Regions from separate parts of the Homo sapiens genome. Here region 2 is linked to region 1. The links are chromatin loops, found by intact Hi-C in ENCODE. Cell type or tissue: sigmoid colon. All regions are shown on one strand.

Region 1 (8,000 bases):
GGTTCAAGTGATTCTCCTGTCTCAGCCTCCCTGGTAGCTGGGATTACAGACGCGCACCACCATGCCCAGCTAATTTTCATATTTTCAGTAAAGACGGGGTTTCACCAATTTTTCAAGTTTTTTGTAGAGATGGGGTCTCACTGTGTTGCCCAGGCTGGTTTCGAACTTCTGGCCTCAAGTGATCCTGCTGCATCAACCCCCCAAAATGCTGGGATCACAGGTGTGAGCCACTGCATCTGGCCACTATTTTGAAATATACCATATACTGTTGTTAACTATAGTCACCCAACTGTGCCATCAAATACTATTATTTAGCTATTATTTATTCCTTCTAACTACATGTTCATACCCATTATCCAATCTCTTTTCATCTCTGCCCCCCCATCATTCTACTCTTTATGAGATTAAATTTTTAACTCCCACATCTGAGTGAGAACGTGTGATACTTTTCTTTCTGTGTCTAGTTTATTTCACTTGACATAATGACCTCGAGTTCCATCCATGTTGCTGCAGATGACAGGATTTCATCCTTTTTTTATGACCAAACAATATTTCATTGTGTATATGTACACATTCTCTTTGTCCATTCATCCAGTAATGGACACTCAAGTTGATTCCATATTTTGGCTATTGTGAATAGTGCTGCAATAAACATGTGGGTACAGGTGTTCCTTTGACATACTGATTTCTCTTAAGATTTTTATCAAGACAATATGTGCACAGCTGAACATAGACCCTTATCAGGAGTTTTTGATTTTGCCTTTTGCCTTGTGATCTTTATTGGCCTCAGAAGCATGTGATCTTTGTTCTTCTTGTTTGCCCTTTGAAGCATGTGATCTTTGTGACCTACTCCCTGTTCTTAAACCTCCTCCCCTTTTGAAATCCTTAATAAAAACTTGCTGGTTTTGCGGCTCAGGTGGGCATCACGGACCTACCAATATGTGATGTCACCCCTGGTGGCCCAGCTGTAAAATTCTTCTCTTTGTACTCTTTCCCTTTATTTCTCAGACTGGCCGACACTTAGGGAAAATAGAAAGAACCTATGTTGAAATATTGGGGGCGGGTTCCCCCGATACTTTTGGACATATATCCAGTAGTGGGACTGCTGGATCATATAGAAGTTCTATTTTTAGTTTTCTCACAAACCTCCATACTGTTTTCCATAATGGCTAAACTAATTTACATTCCTACCAACAGTATATATAAGTTCCTCTTCTCTGCGTCTTTGCCAGCATTTGTTATTTTTTGTCTTTTTGATAATAGCCAGTCTAACTGAAGTAAGATGATATCTCATTGTGGTTTTGATTTGCATTTCCCTGATGATTAGTGATGTTGAGCATTTTTTCATATACCTGTTGGCCATTTGTATGCCTTTTGAGAAATGTCTGTTCAGATCCTGTGCCCACTTTTTAATGAGATTATTTCATTTTTTGCTGTTGAGTTGTTTGAGTTTCTTGTATAGTCTGCATATTAGTCACTTGTTGGATGAATAATTTGCAAAATATTTTCTTCTATTCAATAAGTTGTTTATTCTGTTGTTTCTTCTGTTGTGCAGAAGATTTTTAGTTTAATATAGTCCCATTTGCCTATTTTTTGTTTTTGTTGCCTATGCTTTTGAAGTCTTAGTCATAAAATCTGTGCCTAGGTCAATGTCCTGAAGTGTTTTATCTGTTTTCTTATAGTAGTTTTATAGTTTTGGGTTGTATGTCTTAAGTTTTTTAATCCATTCTGAGTTGATTTTTGTGTATGGTGAGGGATAGGGGTCTAGTTTCATTCTTCTGCATATGGATTTCCAGTTTTTCCAGCACTACTTATTGAATAGAATGTCCTTAATATATGTTCTTGGTGTTTTTATTGATAATCAGCTGGCTGTAAATATATGGATTTATTTTGGGGTTCTTTATTCTGTTCCATTGGTCTTTGTGTCTATTTTATGCCAATAGAATGCTGTTTTGGTTACTACACCTTGGTAGTATAATTTGAATTCTGGTAGTGTGTTGCTTCCTGCTTTGTTCTTTTTGTTCAGTGTTGCTTTGGCTATTCAGGACCTTTTGTGGTTTTATACAATTTTTTTTTCTATTTCTATGAAGAGAAAGCCACAGAGTCCTAAAATAATTCTAAAACTCATCATGACTTTCTTGCCTAAAAGATCTTGATTTCAATCGTGCCTAGTTTTGCTTTAATCACTTGCTTGAGAAATACATAAATCCCCACTTAAGATTAGTGCAGGCATATCTCTGGCACCCATTTCTGGTTCTATTAAAATTCCTAGAGATGTCAAAAATTACATTAGGCCACCTGACAGGCTATACCTAGAAGAGAAAAAATGATTTGTAAAAGCAGTGGGGCTATTTGCGATTGCTTTTTTTTTTTCTTAAATATCACCTATTAGGTTGAAAACCTGAAATTGCAGCTTTCTGTAGAAATGGCGGAAGACAAACTAACATTTTTAAAGCGCTCTCATTTAGCTCTGATGAGTACTACACCCCTGATATTCTTCTGATACTAAAATAATTTTCCTAGTGTAGTCTAAACTTTTTTAAAAAGACATGTAATCCGCGGAGTTTGTAACTCAAAACGAGTGCATCTAGGAGGTATCGCAAGCCGTTTCTGGATTAAATTCCCAGCTAGCTAGCTAGCTAAGCAGGGGCGGTGAAGAAGACAATCTGCAGCCTAGGGAAGAAAACGCTTTCGCATTGTTCTTACGTGTTTACGTTATTTTATTTCCCTAGAGCAAGGCAGGAGTAGGGACTCGAATGGTACAGTTGGGCTGGGGATCGCCCTGGTACAATAAAAGCGTCCAGAGAGGACGGTAACAGGCAGGAGCTCCAAAGGTCAGTCCCTGCAATTTAAGACTCAGGAATTTAGGTTGCACAAAAAGGAAAGCAACCTACTGCATTTGGCACTGGCGGTCCCGGGAGGCCGGGGGTGGGGAAGCGCCCAGTGCGCAGACTCCGCGGGCTTGCGCAGGCCCGCAAAAGAGGGACGGGGGTGGTGCCTTTGGGGCGCGGCGCCGCGGCTGGGGGCGTGGCGCCGGGGATTGGGAGGGCTTCTTGCAGGCTGCTGGGCTGGGGCTAAGGGCTGCTCAGTTTCCTTCAGCGGGGCACTGGGAAGCGCCATGGCACTGCAGGGCATCTCGGTCGTGGAGCTGTCCGGCCTGGCCCCGGGCCCGTTCTGTGCTATGGTCCTGGCTGACTTCGGGGCGCGTGTGGTACGCGTGGACCGGCCCGGCTCCCGCTACGACGTGAGCCGCTTGGGCCGGGGCAAGCGCTCGCTAGTGCTGGACCTGAAGCAGCCGCGGGGAGCCGCCGTGCTGCGGCGTCTGTGCAAGCGGTCGGATGTGCTGCTGGAGCCCTTCCGCCGCGGTGAGCCCGGGCCCCGCGGGCTGCTCTCGGGAAGTTCCCGCGGAGGGGAGGGGCCTGGCCGTTCGATCGAGGCTGCACCCGCCACACCTTTGCCCTGTTGCCGCAAGAACCCTTGTCGGCCCCAGCCTTCCAGATTTTTGCCTCCTAGGGTATTGTTAGTGATCATTCTTCCCAAACTGGATTGTCCAAAACTTGGGTTCTGAGATACTGCTGTTGCCCGGTTTCTCCTTTTGCCTCTCTGACTCCTTCCCAAATTCCTCCTTTTTTTTCTAAGAAACGTTCCGTATTTGCCTTTCTTAATTAATTGAGGGTCTTGAACCCTGTGAGAATCTAATGAAAGCCATAGGATTCCCTTCCTGGAAAACTGCATATAGGCGGTCATTCGGCTACCGTTTTGGAGTGCTGTACCCTCAAGCCATCCACGGGCCCAGGCTAACGCTCCTCCCTGCCTGAAATGCTGGCGTTCTAAGTCTCAGCATCTGCTCCCTGAAGCCCAGTTACCCATTCCCATCATTTTCACCTTTTTGTAGACTTCCCCCTTTCAGAGCGGCAGACGCTGGCATACACAGGTCCTGGGCATCGCCGTCAAGGCTGCCCGCCAGGCAGCTTCCACAAATCCCAAAATGAGCCTTTCCTTCTTCCTTCTAAAACAGCATCTCCACCTTCTGTATTATTTATTTCAGTGAATGCCTGAATCTCAAACTTGTACTTCATCATGGACTCCAGTCTTCCTTTCACATCCAATTTCAATGATCATCAATACAGTCATTTTGCTCCTTAGCCCACTCGGACTATTTCTCTCCATACCTGCTGCAACTGCCTTGACACTGGTGTGACAGCCTTTTAAAAACTGGTGTTTGGGGCTGGTATCACTCCAGTGGATTCTCAGACAGCTGCCAGAATAACTTTGTTCAAGTAGAAATCCAAAGCATTGCCTGGTCTATAGTGGGAAATCGGTAAATGGTGAATGAATGAATGCCTACGGCACAGCCGGCTTATTTAAATGCGTTAACTCATTTAACCCTCACAGCTGTATTTGAGGCTTGTAACAATAATGATTTAATAATTAAGATTATGTAATAATTTAAGAATGCTCCATTTAAGATGAGGGAGGCTTGTCCAAGGTCTTGTAATTAGGAGGAAGGTCGGCTGGGAATACGGATATAGCCTCCGGGTGAGGAGTTGTGACTGGTGTTTAGGTAGATGACTAGAGGTTTTCTGTGATTTATTTTAGCCTTAGGAAGGTAAAGATAGTGAGTTTATTATGTAATTTTGATTACTTTTAATCCCAGGAAATTTCAGGTGCTGGTTACCTGGGGTTTGTGCTATAAATACTATACTTGTTGATAGCTTAAAAACTCTCAGGTGCTATTGTCACTAACCACTCTTTCTACAGATGGGTGCTAAACTTTTTCGTGAAGGTACTGATGCTAGGCACTTTAGCGCCTGTGGAAACATCAGGTGTAAATTCTGCAGGAGGAGCTCATGAGCTGATAGGGAAGATAAGTGTATGCATGTACAAGCAAGTGCAGCTAAGGTGGGATGTGGTAAACACTGATGCGGTATAGAAAAAGAGAAAAGGGATTTACTAAAGGGATGAGACCCTGCTCTGGGGATTGAATAAATAGGCTTGGATAAACCTAGAGGGAAACAGAGATGTACTGGGAGAAATTACATCCTGGGAAGAAGCCACACATTCCAGAAATGGTGGCTTCACTCTTTGAGTCCTTAACTGCTGTAAACATGCCATTAGCCTACAGCAAATGTTATTAATATTACTTGCAATGGTGCTATTTTATGTTTGTCTCAGAGAAGGGATTATCTCCATCCTCAATTCATACTCTCTTAAGAAGATCGTTACTTTTCTCTTAAGGTGTCATGGAGAAACTCCAGCTGGGCCCAGAGATTCTGCAGCGGGAAAATCCAAGGCTTATTTATGCCAGGCTGAGTGGATTTGGCCAGTCAGGAAGCTTCTGCCGGTTAGCTGGCCACGATATCAACTATTTGGCTTTGTCAGGTATGTTGAAAAAAAATTTAGTCTACACTTTTAATTTATTCCATCAAGATCTACAGGTATGTTGATTAACAATAATTTGTAAAGGTAAAAATTTAAACATTTATCAGAATCAATCAAGAGAGCATGGGTGTTCAAAATGGATCGGTTTGAGTCTTGAAACAATCATTCTCAACCTTCCCTCACCCCATCCCTTAACAGGTTGGAAGGTTAATACATGCCCACTACTATCATTTATTTACTACATTTGTTGAGTCAATTCTCAGACAAACCCCTGCTAGGAATTAAGAGGCTTACTGGGTACTACGGATGGTTGCTCTGTGGTTTGAAAATGTTGACATAGTTAGATTCTGACAGCTACTTCTCCCCCGGACCCCGAAATCTCCACCCACCATATTGAGAATCATTGCCTGAGTCATTGTTTCAGACTTCTATGAGCACTAAAAAAAGCCCATGGTTTTCAGGTCCTAATATCACTTTATTAGAGTTTTTGCCTGTGACGACATGTGAGATAGGCCTGATTCCAGAATTCTAAGAACCATGTGTTGTTGACTATAGGACATTTCAGATTTTCTGTGAGTACACATTTAAAAGTTGAGGAAAGAAGTGGGTATAGAATTGTCTCTTCACATCTACTTAAAAATTAAATTCCTTTTTTTTCTTGTCTGCAAGTATTTTCTTACATTTCTTTATGCTAAGAATGAAAGTGCATTTACTGTTTTAAAACCACAAAATAAATAATCATTTTCTTTTCCAAAAGTAAGTGAGTAAAAACTTAGCAATATTTGAAAATGTTGGTTGGAATAGGTTTTAGAGAGGAAAACAACAAAACAAGGATCCTGTCTTGAGGGAAAGCCTGTTTATGAGTTTACTGACTAAGCTCAGATTTGGAAAAGTGATGTATACTAGCTTTCACTTAGATTATCTGCTGGAGAGATTGATTATTCCTCTAAGATGCTCACATATTTATTTTAAGAAGAGATTAAATTTAAAAGAGACATTAAATTTGTTTTTAATGATGTAGGTGTTCTCTCAAAAATTGGCAGAAGTGGTGAGAATCCGTATGCCCCGCTGAATCTCCTGGCTGACTTTGCTGGTGGTGGCCTTATGTGTGCACTGGGCATTATAATGGCTCTTTTTGACCGCACACGCACTGGCAAGGGTCAGGTCATTGATGCAAATATGGTAAGTATTAATTGGGGTAGATGCCTGCCACTTGTCCCTAAGTTTAAGATATAGCTGCTTAAAATCCTTTTTTTGAAGAAGAAGACAAGAGATAAATGACATTTGAAGTTTCAAGCCAGGTTACCAAGGATATCCTTTTCTTTTTAAAATAGACTTATGTCTTTTATATATCTGTTAGAATGTCATATTTTGATCATCTGTCCTTGGAGTCAGTTCTCTGAACTTTCTGTGACTCATGTGATTCCTACGTTGTTTTAGGTTGGTGCAAAAGTAATTGCAGGTTTTGCCAAATATTTGCCAACCTAAATATTTCAACAATTTTCCCCAAGTATCTCTTGTGCTTAGTATATCATTTTCAAGCAGTCGTCATTCAAAAAAAGTTCAAGAAGTCTCCCTCAGCTGGTAGAGAAAATTCTTAGGAATGCTAAGGTCAAATGGACCTCCCTGTCTAAACCTTCCTGCTGCGTTTTATAGGGGATGCTCTGATATCATAACACTTCTGTTTGTTCACTGTCATCCACTGAGTGCTTGCCTCATGTTCTGCTGAGCACATTCCCTGTGTGATTTCTTCTTATTCTCAAAACTGCATTTGGAATACCTTGTTGTTTTAAAGAGGAGGGAACGGAAGCATTGCCATTTGCTCAAGATCTCACAGCTAGTGGGTAAGAGAGCCCACTCCAGCACCACCACTGCGTGTTTGCATTTTCACAGACATTTGGAGGTGGGATGGAGAATGGATCTGAGGAGACAAGACTGGAGGTACAGAGACCAATGACTGGGTTATTGCTGAAGAGATCAGGGCAAGTACTAAAGCAGTTAATGGTAGAGTTGGTTTGCATTGAAGGGACATTTGAGGTATAAAATTGCTGGGAATTGATAATGGACTGACAGGGAGCGAAGAGGGAGAAGTTGAGGCTGGCTCCCAGGTTTCTGGCTTAGATGACCTGCTAGTGTCTTGAGGGAAGACTGCTGAACACAGTGGTCAGAGCATAGAGTGGCAGCTGACTACCTCCGTCCCAGCTCTGCCATTTACTAGCTCTGTGATCTTGGGCAAGTTACTTAACCTCTCTGTGCTGTAGTTTCCTTTGTAAAATGGAGATAATAATGACATCCACCTCATAGCATTGTTAGTTGCTATGAGAATTCAATGAGTTCATCCATTGTTCAGTGTGGGAACAGTGCCTGGCGTACAGTGGGCCCTCTGTAAAAGTTTGTCATTGTGGTTATTTTTACTAGAAGAAAAGGAACTCAGTTTTGGTCTTTTCAGTTTTAAAGTGCCTTTCAGATATCCAGGTGGGATACTTGAGGTTAGGGACTAGAAACAGATTTCGGAGTTATTTGGGAGCCATATGAGACTATGTGATCCACTAGGAAAGGGGATAGAACACCGGCATTTAAGGAATGCGTGGGCAGAAAAGAGAAGCAAGGGCTGAGGA
Region 2 (8,000 bases), 520 kb before region 1:
TATTTCTGTTGTTCTTCCTGCCCTCTCTTCCTGTACAATCCCAATGCACCATTATCAAATAGCTCTCACCAAACTGTGCTGCATAGAGAGTCTCAACATATGTTTGTCAGCTTCTTTGTCTGAGACAGCTGGGCTTGGAGAGCTGCTAGACTTGAGGTTTCTTAAAGCTCAGGCTGGGGTGGGTGGTGTCGATATTGGCCCTTGGACTCTGATGGTCCAAGGAAGACCTGAGTGACAGTGCTCCAGAACTACATCTATACAAGTCAGGCAGATGGGGAAGAGGGGGGTCGATGATCCGAAGGAGGATCAGAGTGTCTTAGTCAGCTTGGGCTGCTATGACAAAATACCATAGACTAGTTGGCTTAAACAACTGAAATTTACGTCTTACTGTTTAGGAGAATGGGAAGTCAAGGTGCCAGTCTGGTTAGTTCCTGGTAAGGCTACTTTTCCTGGCTTGTAGATGGCTGCCTTCTTGCTATGCCCTTACATGGTTGGAGAGTGAGAAAGCAAGCTGTCTGGTGTCTCTTTTTATGAGGGCTCTAATCCCATTATAAGGGCCCTACACTTATGGTCTCATGTAACCCCTCCCAAAGGCTCTCTCTAAACACTATCACATTGGAGGATAGAGCTTAGCATATGAATTTTAGGAATTCAGTCCGTAGTAGAGAGGTTGAACCCAGGTACAGAATAAAAACGGAGAAAACCTTACCAAAGACAGTAAGTTCAATGGAGTGACAAGGCCCTAGAATGCATTCAAAAGTGATTTTCCTAGGTCACCAGAGTCTCCCTTGTTCCTGGAGGGGAGGCTAAGTGCCCTGTGCTGGTCAGTTGCCTAGAACAGAATCCACTCTAGTAGTTTTATATAGAAAGGATTTATTTCAGGTATTTATATGCCTTATAGAATCATCGAGAAGGCTGAAGAAGCAGATTCGAACTTAAGCTTTCAGGAACAACTCCCTAAGTGACACCAAAGAATCAGGCCCCCAAAGAAGCCATGGTTTCTTCTGCATTAGGGAGGCTGCCTTCCAAACTAGGGGGCTGGCCCTGGAGGCCCCTGCCATTGGTAAGATCAGGAGGCTCCTATGGTCTGGAGGCTGCTGCCACTCCGACCCTTGCTGCACCTGCTGCAATTGGCATTACTAAAATGAATGTATGACACACACTCTCACACTCAGAAAACTAGTAGTCAGAGGCTAGAACTTCTCCCACCACCACAGGACAACAGACACCTCCATGAGTGGCCTGCTTGCAGGAGCAGCAAAAACAGCAGAAGCAGGAAAGCCTGGTTTTCACTAGACCCACTTCTAACAAATGCAGGGAAAGGCACAGAAGTACAAATGGAGGCCAACTTACCATATATCTCGACAGCTGAAAGTTACAAACCAAGCTACAAACTGCTCAATAAGGTATATCACACCCTTTTACTTTGACAAATATACCTTCATAACAATGTGGACTTCCAGGGAAGGCAAACACTTAGCACACATACTGTCCTATCATACCCTCCACCCCTGCACCGAGGACAGACATTACTAATTAATCACAGCATTTTGTCCAGATTTGGCCTCAGGATCCTCTTCGATATAGTTCTCCGGGCAGCCCTTGTCAGCCAGAAGAGAAAAGCAAGATGAAGACCTTTTCCAGCCTGCTCTCAGCAGTGCCTATAACTGGCTCAGGCCATAGAGACCAAATGTACAAATCCAGGGTCAAATTTAGCTTCGTGGACCCCTCTGAAGTCCATGTCAGAGTGCAGCATTGTGGGGAGAGCTAGTCTCCAGCCCAGTCTCTTTCCACCATTGTCTTGCTGTCCTGCACAGCTAAGGCCTTTTTGCCTACACATGTGGACACTCTGGTTCACATGTCCAAGCCCTGTTCATATTGTACAACCCCCATCCGCCACTGCCAACAGCTGCCCATTGGCCACGCCTCGTGGAGCCTGCTTTGCTCGACAATTTTACTGTTGGTATCTACATCCCTTATTGTTTTCTTCCCTATCCAAGCAGTTGATTTCAAGGATTTGGAAAAGTAAGACATGTTTCCCTTTACAAAGAATCAAGAAAGTGCTGGTCTGCAGCCTGGGAGACAGTGTAATGAGGCAGCAAGATTCGTGGAATTCAGCAGTATAAGGTTGCATCTGGCAAGTTTCCTAAGTCCTCAAAGCCTCAATTCCCGTATCTCTAAAATGTGAAGAATCAGATCTACTTTTTAGGGAAATGCAGAAGACGTACTTAATATAGCACCTGACACAGAGTAAGTACTCAAAAATATGTTAGCTATTTTTATTATTACTATTTATTTATTTTATTTTTTTGAGATGCAGTCTTGCTCTGTTGCCCAGTCTGCAGTGCAGTGGTGCAGTCTCAGTTCACTGCAACCTCCACCTCCCAGATTCAAGCGATTTTCCTGCCTCGGCCTCCTGAATAGCTGGGACTACAAGTGCCTGCCACCATGCATGGCTGATTTTTGTATTTTTAGTAAAGACAGGGCTTCGCCATGTTGGTCAGGCTGGTCTTGAACTCCTAACCTCAAGTGATCCACCCGCCTTGGCCTCCCAAAGTGCTGGGATTACAGGCCTGAGCCACTGCACCCAGCCAATGTTAGCTATTATTATTTTTGTGCTGGTTGTAAATTAACAGGTAGGAGAAAACAAATTTAGGCTCTTCTTAGATCTTGAACCATATTTCCTTATGTTATATACTTTATAACTATATGTGTGTTTAACATGTATTGTATAATTAATGAATAAAATGAGTTTTAAAAATATTATTTGATTTAGCTGATTCTTCATCTCATTATGAAAATTATTTTTATTACTATTATTTTAAATTTTATTTTAGGTTTGGGGGTACATGTGAAGGCATGTTACATAGGTAAACACATGTCATGCGGGTCTGTTGTACAGATTATTTCATCACCCAGATTTTAAGCCTAGTACCCAATAGTTATCTTTTCTGTTGCTCTCCCTCCTTTCACCCTCCCCCATCAAGTAGACCCCAGCGTCTGTTTTGTCCTTCTTATTTTTAGCCAGATTTCTAATCAGATGGATTTGTACACTTGGTATCTGTGACTTGAGCCAGTTATAGGTACTGCTTAGAGCAGGCTGGAAAAGGTCTTCATCTTGCTTGTCTGTTCTGGCTGACAAGGGCTGCCCAGAGAACTATACTGAGGATCCTGAGGCCAAATCTGGGCTAAAATGCTGTGATCAATTAGTAATGTCTGTCTTGGGTGTGGGAAAAGATAAGACTGTATGCGTGCCAAGTATTTGCGGTCCCTGGATTGTACTCTCTTCCTGAGAAGTAAGAAAGAAGATGGACTTAAAGAGAAACACTGGGTTTGAGTCCCACTTCTCCTGACTTTGTGACTATGGGCCAGGAGTTTAACCTGCCTTTCCTTAGTTGCTTCATCTTAAAATAAGAATAACCAGGTTTGCCGGGTGCGGTGGCTCACACTTGTCATCCCAGCACTTTGGGAGATGGAAGTGAGTGGATTGTTTCAGCCCAGGAGTTCAAGACCAGTCTCAGCAACATGGCAAAAACCCATCTCCACAAAATATACAAAAATTAGCCAGGTGTGGTGGTGCACATCTATACTCCCAGCTATTCAGGGAGTCTGAGGTGGGAGGATTACCTGAGCCCGGGAGGTCGAGGCTGCAGTGAGCTGTGATTGCGCCACAGCAGCCTGGGCGACAGAGTGAGACCCTGTCTCAAAAAAAAAAAAAAAAAAAAAAGAATAACCGAGTTCATCCTGCTTACCTCATGGGTTTATTTGTGAGGATGGAATGAGACAATGCTTGTAAAAGCACTGTCAATTGTGAGGTGTTATATAAATGCAAGGTGTTTGTTATTCGTGTGTGGTATTTGGCCAGTTGCTACTTGCTGAGGAGGGAGAGCCAAGTCAGTATGTCTGGTCTGCGTCTGCCTGTGTCCTCTCAGTCCAGGCTCTGCATCCTCCTTTAGCTTCTGAGCGCTGATCTATGCGGGGAGAGCGTGGCAGAGCAGAAAGAACTTGTACTTAAAACCAAATGCTGGCTCCCGCATGGACTGTGTGATTTCAGTCAAGTTGTGTAACCTGGGTGAGCCTCAGTTCCTTCATTTTTAACATGGAGATGTAAATAAAATAATAAGGACACCCATCTTAACTGTCCCCCAGGGGCTGCATTGTATAGCTCAAGGGCAATATACACCAAAGCACTTGGGAAACTCAAAGTATGAGTTGTTTTGATTTTTTAATATGATCTGAGCCAAATGCATTCTTTCTCTATAACCCTCCCCCACTCCACGATCCCTAAACAGCCTCTGACATTCTTGTCCTATCCCTGGTTCAAATTGCAGCACAGCCTCCATGAGCTCTGTGTCTAATCTAGAGAGCCAAAGGCAAAATCCGGATTGGGCCAAAAATTAGAGGTCAGAAGAACATGCAATGAAAAATGAAAGTTAGTCCTCAAAACAGAGGTGGAGTGGGGCCGTGGCCTGGGCTGGGCTGGGAGGTGCTGGAGAGGCCCAAGGACAGGCCCTCCTACATCCATGAGGAGCAAGGGGAGGGCATGAAGAAAGTCACTGGGCCCTGTGAGAAGTCAGAGCCGGCTGGTGTGAAGAACAGGCTGGCCCCAGAACTCTAGCCCTAGGCAGTTCCTTAGGCCCTGACTTGCTCTTGGCAACTCTTCAAAAGGTTCTGGGCCCTGGCCCTAGAGCATTATAGGCCTTGCATCCTGAAGTTGCCATGGGACACTATACCCACTTGTAGCCTAAGCAATGAGAGTAGCACAGTATGACCAAAGCTCTTTATATTTGTTTCTTTTATTATTATTTTTTTAAACAGAGTCTCTCTCTGTCATGGAGGCTGGCGTGTAGTTGTGCGATCACGGCTCACTGCAGCCTTGACCTCTCTGGCTCAAGTGATCCTCCCATCTCAGCCTCCTGAGTAGCTGGGACTACATGTGCCACCACATCTGGCTAATTTTTGTTTTAAAATTTTTTAGTAGGGACAGGGTCTCATTATGTTGCCCAGGCTGGTCTCAAGTGATCCTCCTGCCTCAGCCTCCCAAAGTGCAGAGATTACAGGTGTGAGCCACCATACCTGGCCCTGTATTCATTTCTTAGGGCTACTATAATAAAGTGCCACAAACTACATGGCTTAATCAACAGAAATGTATTGTTCGGAGGCTTGAACAGCTCTGGAAGCTTGAAGTCCAAGATCATCCAGATGTTGGCAGGGGTGGCTCCTTCTGAAGACTGTGAAGGAGATTCTGTTCCATGTCTTCCTTCTAGCTTCTGCTGGTTTCCTGGCAATCTTGGGTGTTTCTTGGCTTGAAAATTGTCCCGATTCCTGCCTTCATCTTTACATGGTGCTCTCTCCAACTTCATGTCTGTCTCTGTGTCCAATTTTCCCTTTTCATAAGGACACAATCGTATTGGATTAGGGCCTACCCCCATGACCTCATCTGAACTTAATCATCCGCAAAGACCCCATCTGCAAATGAGATACTGGGGATTAGAACTTCAACATATGAATTTTGGGGTGACACAACTCAGCTAATAACATTCTCCTTGCTTCTCTCATGATTATTCAAAACAAGATGGGTCAATGAAGACCGGGAACAAGGTAGAACTAAACCTCAGAGTAACACGGTACCTGCTTTTGTGCAATTAGCAGCTGGAGAAGCAGTTACATTTTGCAGACTATTTCCTCATATTCTGCTGGTGGATGGGGAAAGGCTTCCAATACAGCATCTTCAGAGCTTAGAATAGTCCTGATATGGAGCAGATGCTCAATAAACATTAATTGAATTAGTAATGAATAAAGGAAACTCAGCACAGACTAGCAACTATTTACAATTTATTCTCTAGTAGCCTAGACTTTTCCTGGCTTGGAAAAAGAACACAATAAATGGTCATTGAATTTGCAATCAGTTTCTCCCATATAGGACAATGGGCTTATCTTTTCTTTTTTTGGAGACAGAGTGCAGTGGCAAGATCTCAGTTCACTGCAACCTCCACCTCCCGGGTTCAAGTGATTCTCCTGCCTCAGCCTCCAAAGTAGCTGGGACCACAAAAATTAGCCACTATGTCCAGCTAATTTTTGTATTTTTAGTTGAGATGAGGTTTTGCCATGTTGGCCAGGCTCGTCTTGAACTTCTGGCCTCAAGTGATCTGCCCGCCTCGACCTCCCAAAGTGCTGGGATTATAGGCGTGAGCCACTGCGCTGGGCCACAATGGCCTTATCTTTAAGAGCTGGGCCTTATCAGGAGTGGAATGAAGAGTGTCAGTGGTAAGTCGCAGAGGTGTTGGCCCCTTCCTTATTCTTGTTTCTCCAGCTACTCCCAGGTGGTCTCACTGTACCCCCTTGGCAACCTAGGGCCCCATTCTAAAACAAATCTAGAATCCTGAACAGAGTCTGATATTCTAAGCTGTGAGAAAATCTGTTTCCTTACCAAAGCTTATTGATCCTGCATCTCCCTTATACACCAGCATTATAGAGTTGGATGTAACCTCAGCAATCATGGAGTTCTACCTTTTAATTTATAAATGAAGAAACTGAAGTTCAGAGGAGTGAAGCCATGACTAAGTCCACATGGCCAGGACTCCTGACTTGCCACCATGTCTCTTCTTTTATCCTCGATTCTGTTTTCTTTTGGTAATGAATTTAGCAGAGGACAGAGAATGCTATAGTCTAATTGAAATGCTTAGGCGTCCCCAGAGTGTGAGGCCAGTGGTGGGGCCTCGGGGTATCTGGCTTGTTGGGAAGGGGCACTGGCTCAGGCCCTTCAGACTCTCAGCTTGGAAGCTGTGCTGCCTGGCTGGCTGTTTGCTTCAAGAAAAGCTGCCTTTTATAATAATTCCAGACTCCCTTGCCTCAACTCTCCCACTATCCAGAGACAAGACAGACCTTGTGGGAAGCAAGGCTGTGGCCCAATCTTGACCTCCTTGACACCGGGCTGCCTTTTCTAGTTTCCCAATTCTTAATTGCCCCTGGCCAATTTCACATCCAAGAATGAAAAATGACTCCAGTCTACTGGTGGTTGAACACGCTGATGGCTGCAGGTGCTTCCTTTGCACAACAGCCAGGCCAATTAAAGGGCAAGATGTGACCCAGACAGTCACCCTTGAAGCTCTCTACCGTTTACAATGTTCTGAAAGAATGCTGGTGGGTGCCCCAACAGTCACCTGTGTGCTTCCTTAGCACCCTGCCAGCCCTGCTGATGCTGTTGCAATAGCCTATCATTGTTTAGCATATGTCAGGTGCACTTACAGAGGGTGCCTTATCTGAAAGGCCCTGAGCATATGCAGTTGGCCCTCAGTATCTGTGGATTCCATGACTGGATCCAATTAGCCATGGATAAAAAGTATTTGGAAACAAATTGCATTTGTACTAAACATGTACAGACTTTTTTCCTCATCATTATTTCCTAAATAACACAGTGTAACAATTATTTACATAGCATTTATATTAGCAATCTAGAGATCTTAAGTAATCTAGAGATGACATAAAGTATACAGGAGGTTGTGCATAGGTTATATGCAAATACTGCACCATTTTGTATCAAGGACTTGCGCATCTGTGGATTTTGGTGTCTGAGGGAGGTCCTAGAACCAATCTCCCATGCACACCAAAGGACGACTGTATTTGTAAAACCTAAATTCTCATTAAGAAGCTGAAGTTAATAAGTAAAAACCAACCAACCAACCAACCAACCAACCAACCAAACTAGTGAGAGGGGGTAAAAGTTTCCATTAGGATGACTAGATTTAACAAAAAAATACAGACAGGAAACTCAGTTAAATTTGAATTTCAGATAAACAACAAATGTTTTTTGATGTACATGAATTCTGTGCAATATTTGGGACATACTCATACTAAAAATTATTTGTTATGTACCTGTATCTGAAATTCAAATGTACCTGAGTGTCCTATTATTGATTCAACCACCCTAGTTCCTGTGGAATTCCATGGTCAGGATATCCGATGAAACAAACCTTGACTCTTGACTGTTGGAACTAAAT

Evidence for each region. Peaks named below come from ENCODE experiments on the same cell type or tissue, not always from the same donor. Only the 100,000 strongest peaks of a DNase experiment are listed, where the experiment ranks them.
Region 2: a loop joins it to region 1, with 7 times the contacts of the local background. A loop is called at or near these places in 2 of 110 quality-filtered maps.

What each region holds. Positions count from the first base shown.
Region 1 is chr5:34,003,138-34,011,137 of GRCh38, reverse strand. It overlaps AMACR (alpha-methylacyl-CoA racemase), which reads left to right and starts at 3,088. Exons shown (of 5, transcript NM_014324.6): 1 at 3,088-3,365; 2 at 5,239-5,382; 3 at 6,404-6,564. The coding sequence starts at 3,119. It overlaps C1QTNF3-AMACR (C1QTNF3-AMACR readthrough (NMD candidate)), which reads left to right. Exons shown (of 9, transcript NR_037951.1): 7 at 5,239-5,382. RefSeq lists a silencer at 2,872-2,951. In sigmoid colon, no CTCF peak of the experiment used is centred here; DNase peaks (open chromatin) are centred at 3,017 and 3,347; H3K4me3 peaks cover 2,266 bases; H3K27ac peaks cover 1,779 bases.
Region 2 is chr5:34,526,065-34,534,064 of GRCh38, reverse strand. It overlaps LOC124900958 (a long non-coding RNA gene), which reads right to left. Exons shown (of 3, transcript XR_007058727.1): 1 at 7,974-8,000; 2 at 5,632-5,749; 3 at 5,090-5,469. Among named protein-coding and RNA genes, the nearest start is that of RAI14-DT, 130 kb to the left of the region's middle. RefSeq lists enhancers at 6,503-7,003, 7,004-7,504. In sigmoid colon, no CTCF peak of the experiment used is centred here; a DNase peak (open chromatin) is centred at 3,934.